Regions from separate parts of the Homo sapiens genome. Here region 1 is linked to region 2. Evidence: chromatin contacts called from ENCODE Hi-C or POLR2A ChIA-PET data. All regions are on one chromosome and are shown on one strand. The core of a region is the stretch at or near the end of the contact, and the rest is flanking DNA. Distances in the headings are between cores, read along the strand shown. Region 1 overlaps UBASH3B (ubiquitin associated and SH3 domain containing B). Region 2 has its middle 23 kb from the start of UBASH3B.

Region 1 (3,509 bases), core at 571-3,070, 170 kb after region 2:
GTTTGTTGATTGCTTACAGGTGAATAATCTGCATGTATACAATTAAGAATTAATAATAGGGCTGGGCACGGTGGCTCACGCCTATAATCCCAGCACTCTGGGAGGCCGAGGCAGGTGGATCGTGAGGTCAGGAGATCAAGACCAGCCTGTCCAACATGGTGAAACCCCGTCTCTACTAAAAATACAAAAATTAGCTGGGCGTGGTGGCACACGCCTGTAGTCCCAGCTACTAAGGAGGCTGAGGCAGGAGAATCGCTTGAACCCAGGAGGCGGAGGTTGCAGTGAGCCAAGATTATGCCACTGCACTCCAGCCTGGTGACAGAGTGAGACTCTGTCTGAAAAAAAAAAAAAAAAAAAAAAAGAATTAATAATAATATAGTTACCTTAACTATCAAAAGTCTACTCAGGTATTTGTAAAAATCTCTTTGAGAAGGAACAGATAGTCACAACCATTATAATGGGGAATTAAGTTCATATTTCTTAAGGCAGAGTTTGTAACAAGTGGTCAATATAAGCAGAACTTTCTTATGTGATATCTGTTGACCTTTCATTTTAAATACCTACCCAAACCACATTAAAGCAATGTGCATTTCTGGCTAAGGTAATAGACAATATATTCTTTTTCCATACTCATTTTTTCTGTTCAGCAAATAAGACCTCGGATAACCCCATTAACTAGTTATGTGCTGCTGCTGCTGCTTGTCTTAAAGGAATTAGCATTCCTCAAAAACAAAATTAGATCAATCAACAGGATCCCCTATGAATACACTTCACATTTTGTTCTATCCCCTCTCTGGCCACTGGTTTTCTGTTCTTTGCAGGGAATTAGCAATAAATTGTTGTCCCCCATGCAGCAGCCAGCATCCCTTTGGCCTGGAAAGAGGAGGAGTTGCCACCAACATTGGTTAAGTGACTTTCACCATTTACCACCAGCCCCACCCAGACCAATTTAGGTCAACTATGTATTTTATATTTCCTCTAGATGTGTTTTGCCATTGCCTCCCAAGCGGCCTTACAAAGGTCTCCAGAATCGTCCTACCTGAGCCTGTCAATGTACACTCAGATACACACCCCACCAGCAGTGTGAGCAGAAGGATGAATGCCAGGAGCCTGGGGATCAGGACACAGTCCTTATTCCAGATTGCCTTTTCCTCTCCGGCAAATCAGAATTCAATTCAACCATTTTCTGTTTGGCGAGGGAGTTGGGGTAGGAGATGAAGCCTCTAATTTGAAAAATCAGTTGAGAAAGCCAAAGTTGAAGCATGTGAAAGGGACAGCCCCGGAGTTTAATTCCCTATGAAATTAATGATGCCAAATGGACAAGCCTTTGGAAGCAAGGAAGTGGTGCCCAGATGATTGAAGACATGTGGTGACAGGCAGAAAGGGAAGCCCTGAGAGCCGGGGTAGTGTGAATCAGGCAGGCTCTGCTGAAAGAGCCCTCTCACCTTGCAACAGGGGTAGGAAGAGAACAGGAGGGAGGTGGGACTGAAAGCCGAGTTAGGGAAGCTAACCAGGCTGGTGACTAATATTGAAGCATCATCCACAGGCAGCAAGACCAGCCCAGGGCCTGGGGGGGTTGAAAACAACCCCAGCCTTGAGGAGCTGGGCCAGAGGAGCAAGGCAGAAAAAACAAAATCCACACCAGCTGGGTGGGGCTTCAGAACAGAGCCCTGACTCAGAGGACAGGGGACTGGGGGAGGGTATGGATCTGGAGTGTTGGAGGGGAAACAAATCAAACTTTGGCATGAGGCTCAAAGCAGAGGCCTGTGCTTACAACCTGGACCACAGCAAGGTGGGGAGCAGAGAGTATATGGGGGAGGATACAGTTTCGGGGATGCCACCTGACTTCCAGAGCACCGTATTCCAGGTTGAGTGGGTGGGGGGAAGGCCACCTGACTCTGAGGACAGTACAGGGCCTGCAGGTGTGGCTAGCAGCATGACGTGACCTGCTGACAAGGGTGAGGAAGCTTTGACTCAGGCCAAGCCCATCAGGACTCCAGACACTGGAGTCATTCACAGGCTCCACTTTAAGGTGCTGGGAGAAGCCATAGGCAAGAACTGATCAGGACGAACCAGATCCCAGCATGTATCCCGCTCTTCACCTACATAAATCTCACACATTACATGGTCTCACACTTGAAATGACTCCCTGGGCCATACAAAGTGGACTTTTGTCACTGTGGGCAGGGGATGGGCCTGGGAGATGAGGTGACATAAATGGTGATGGAACTGGGTGAGAGGTGGGGATGGGGACAGAAAAAGAGGAGAAAGCTTGCTCCAGAACAATGAGGTACAGCCCCAACAAGTGGTGATTCAGGTCTCTACCTATCCCCCAGGGTGTTGTGAGACTCAGAAGGCTGTTTCCTAGGAGAAACAGGCATGCTGAGAGAATGCAGGATATGGGCAAGTTTCCTTCAAGTGGAACGGCATCCTTCCCCTGGACAGTAAGCCGGTGTGCACAGAAGGCCAGGCTTAGCAAGGGCACTGTCAGAAGCTGTGTGTAGAGGATCGGCTCACAGGCCAGACTCCAGACTCAGATTCAAATCCAGATTCTAAGAGTTGCTAACGGTGTTAGCATAGGGAAGTCAGCTGCAGCCTTTCTGAGCTTCTGTTTTGTCATCCATAAACAGCATTTATGAAAGCATTGCTGGGAGGATTAGACCGAAGAAATGCAAGCAGGACACTCGCACAGAGCCTGACACATATGGGAACCTCAGTAAATATTTTCAGTGCTAATAGTAGTGGTAATAGCCTACTTCTGATCAAGAGGCCATGTGAATTCATTTTGAGAACTTACCACACCTCCACCAGGCACTAAACACCCAGCAGTGAAAGACAAAATATGAAAATTGACAAAATAAGAAAATTGAAATGACATAGTTGTACCCAGAAAACAAGATAAACATCTTGTGGACCAGAAACAACATAGAAACTCTACATAGTTAAGCGGGGGTGGAGGCAGGCAGAGGCAGGCCCCAAGGGCATTGGTGACTGGGTTTGAAGACATGCAGGGGCACCGGGACAGGAAGCCTAGCTTTGATCATCCTCTTCCATGCTGTGTTAGTTCGTTTTCACGCTGCTGACAAAGACATACCTGGGACTGGGCAATTTACAAAAGAAAGAGGTTTAACTGGACTTATAGTTACATGTGACTGGGGAAGCCTCACAATCATGGCGGAAGGCAAGGAGAAGCAAGTCACGTCTTAACATGGATTGCAGCAGGCAAAGAGAGAGCTTGTGCAGGGAACTCCCCTTTTTAAAACGGTCAGATTGGCTGGGTGCAGTGGCTCATGCCTGTAATCCCAGCACTTTGGGAGGCCGAGGTGGGCGGATCATCTGAGGTCAGGAGTTCAAGACCAGCCTGGCCAACATGGTGAAACCCTGTCTCTACTAAAAACAATACAAAATTAGCCGGGTGTGGTGGCGCATGCCTCTAATCCCAGCTACTTGGGAGGCTGAGGCAGGAGAATTGCTTGAACTCAGGAGGCGGAGGTTGCAGTGAGTCGAGA
Region 2 (3,132 bases), core at 178-2,677:
ATCACCTGCGGTCAGGAGTTCGAGACCAGCCTGACCAACATGGCGAAACCCCGTCTCTACTAAATACAAAAAATTAGCCAGGAGTGGCAGCACATGCCTGTAATCCCAGCTACTTGAGAGGCTGAGGCAGGAGAATTGTTTGAACCTGGGAGGCAGAGGTTGCAGTGAGCCAAGACCGCACCGTTGCACTCCAGCCTGGGCAAAAAGAGAGAAACTCTGTCTCAAAAAAAAAAAAAAAAATTATATCATGAGTGAACTGAAGTTTTTATCATAGAAAAATCAGATTCAGATTCAAAAGTTTTCCTTCTTTTTTTTTTTTTTTTTTTTGATATGGAGTCTCGCAGTGTTACCCAGCCTATAGTGCAGTGGCTATTCACAAGCATGATCATAGCTCACTCCAGCCTCAAACTCCTGTGCTCAAGCAATCCCCTTGGCTCAGCCTCCCAAGTAGCTGGGAACATAGGCACATGTCACCATGTCTGGTTCAAGAGCTATCTTGAATCTACAAAGAGCTTGAATATGTGCTGGGCTGTCGTGTAGAAAGCAGGTTTAAAAGAGTTTTCAATTCCTCCAATGCATAGGTTTTAGATCTAAAGGGACAAAAACTGTAACCCCATACAAAGATTTCTGGGCCAGGCACAGTGGCTCGTGCCTGTAATCCCAGCACTTTGGGAGGCCAAGGCAGGAGGATCACTTGAGGCCAGGAGTTTGAGACCAGCCTGGGCAACATACTGAAACCCTGTCTCTAGTCACAAAAAAAAAAAAAAAAATAAGATTTCTGTCTGAAATAGCTGCCTTGATAAGTGTTGCATTCCCCAGAACTACAGTTGCTCTGGCAAATGGGGAATGACCTTTGGCAGGGTTGTTGTCAGCAAGTTCAGTCCTGGGCTGGATGCTTGCAAATTAAAATTCTAGTCGGCTTTGTTCTATTACTTACTGTGAATATTATCAAAGATGTACTGATCCTCTCGAGAGCATCATGGTGGGTTAAAAAGAGGAAAAAGGGGGTACAAAGAAGTAGAGAACCAAATTTCTTTCTTTGAAATATTTCCAGTATCCTCAGGCAAACAAGATACACAATTCAACTTAATACAATAAATATTTACCAAAGCTGACTTTGTGGTCAAGCCTAGGCTTGTTGGTAAAAATTCAAAGAGGAATTGAGACAGCCCCAAGAATCCTGGAAAGGTATATATTAGAACAAGTAGTATAAACAACAAGATGGTGTATGCTAAGGGTTCAATGAATTTTTGCACTGCACGTCCCATATGAATTCAGAGGAAGGAGAAATCCTTTATGTTGAGCAGAAGCATGATTACGTATAATCAGTAGTGCCTTAGCAAATACTTTGTACACACAACTTGCCCTACTAATTGCAATAAAATGTGTTTATATCTTGACCTGAGGACTTGCTACAAGCAGGGTCGTAGGACAGAAGCAGCAAGCAGGCACTTGCCAGACTTCAACCGCAAGAAGAAAAGCCAAGACCTTCAAAGCCTTCCGGAGCGGGGACAGTAAAGGAAGGAAGACAGGGAAACAGGATATAAGCAAAGGGGTCCTCTACTGGGCATAATGATGGGTTAAAATGATACTTTGACTAATTTGTCATTTTTTAAAATTTTGCTTTGTCATTATGTAGGAAGCTTAACAATTACTCAATCCTTTGATAAGTTCACAGCACATCCAATTTGCCTGGATTACATCTTTACTCACTTTTCAAGAATTTCTGGGCCAGACGCAGTGGCTCACGCCTGTAATCCCAGCACTTTGGGATGCCGAGGCGAGCAGATCACCTGAGGTCAGGAATTTGAGACCAGCCTGGCCAACATGGCAAAACCTCGTCTCTACTAAAAATACAAAAATTAGTCAGGCATGGTGTCAGGTGCCTGTAGTCCCAGCTACTCGAGAGGCTGAGGCAGGAGAATCGCTTGAACATGGGAGGTAGAGGTTGCAATGAGCTGAGATCTTGTCACTACACTCCAGCCTGGGCGATGGAGCAAGACTCCATCTCTAAAATAAAATAAAATAAATAAAAATAAAAAAGAATTCTGTCTTCCTTAGAAAAAGAAGTGAATAGGAAAGGAAGTACATTTTTTAAGACTCTACATCGGACACTTTATATACATTATCCTATTTTCTCTTGAAAATGAGTATTATTATCACCTCTACTTAATCAATGCAGAAACTAATACACAAAAGTGTAATTAACTTGCCCCAGGTAATATCGCTGAGAAATAACAGTTCGAACTCAGATCCATCTGGCTACAAAGCACGTGGTTTTAAACGACCCTACACTGATTTCCCATTGTCTTCTGTATGTACACCTAGCTATTGATGGTGATGATGATGGTGATGAGGAGAATATTGATTGCAATATGCTGATTAACTCAATTACAGAATCAGGTTCTCATGGTTCTAGAACAGAAGCAAGACAATGTTAACAACCAACACAAGAGGGACCTGTAACACCAGACTATAGGGAAATAGAGAGTTTCTAAAGCCAGCCGGCCCATGCCTGAATCCCAGGAGAGAAGCAGTCCTCGCAACACTGTTGCTGCTTCCAATACAGAGAGTTCAATATTGCATTTTAATCCGTAACTGATCCTCTGATTAATTTTAAAAATTTATTTTTATTTTTATTTTTTTTAGAGACAGGGACTTGCTGTATCACCCAGGCTGGAATACAGGGACGTGATCACAGCTCACTGCAACCTCAACATCCTGGACTCGTGCAATCCTCCCACCTCAGCCTCCTGAGTAGCTGGGACTACAGGTGTGTCACCAAGCCTGGCTAATTTTTTAAGTTGTCTGTAGAATCGGGGTCTTGCTATATTCCCCAAGCTAACCTGGAACTACTAGCCTCAAGTGATTCTCCCACCTCAGCCACCCAAAGTGCTGGGATTACAGGCGCGAGACACCACATCCAGCCATTTCATTAAATTTAAATGAGTCTGTTAATAAGACATTAAGAGGCTGGGCGAGGTGGCCCTTGCCTGTAATCCCAGCACTTTGGGAGGCTGAGGGGGGCAGATCACTTGAGGCCAGCGGTTCGAGACCAGCCTGGCCAACATGGAGAAACCCCATCTCTACTAAAAATTAAATAATTAGCCTGGCATGGTGGTGGGCACCTGT

What was found. Hi-C counts contacts between places; a loop is a spot of excess contacts on that map. ChIA-PET counts read pairs that join two places held with the same protein, here RNA polymerase II (POLR2A). Pooled maps may share reads with other maps.
Region 1: a loop to region 2 is called in a map of mammary epithelial cell, with 6 times the contacts of the local background. The contact joins two enhancer-like sites. A Hi-C loop is called at or near these places in 3 of 168 maps with a recorded cell type or tissue (A673, mammary epithelial cell and naive thymus-derived CD4-positive, alpha-beta T cell) and 8 of 50 pooled maps. POLR2A ChIA-PET finds 5 or more read pairs at or near these places in 5 of 52 experiments (A673, BJ, T-cell and 2 more).

What each region holds. Positions count from the first base shown.
Region 1 is chr11:122,801,976-122,805,484 of GRCh38, forward strand. All of the region lies in intron 11 of UBASH3B (ubiquitin associated and SH3 domain containing B), which reads left to right. Among named protein-coding and RNA genes, the nearest start is that of CRTAM, 35 kb to the right of the region's middle. RefSeq lists enhancers at 1,295-2,037, 2,841-3,359. Within about 2 kb of position 1,821, at least 4 of the 41 ENCODE cell types and tissues checked have a DNase peak (open chromatin) inside an H3K27ac peak, as active enhancers do; they include mammary epithelial cell, where a contact is called at or near this core.
Region 2 is chr11:122,630,949-122,634,080 of GRCh38, forward strand. No RefSeq gene overlaps it. Among named protein-coding and RNA genes, the nearest start is that of UBASH3B, 23 kb to the right of the region's middle. Within about 2 kb of position 1,428, at least 2 of the 41 ENCODE cell types and tissues checked have a DNase peak (open chromatin) inside an H3K27ac peak, as active enhancers do; they include mammary epithelial cell, where a contact is called at or near this core.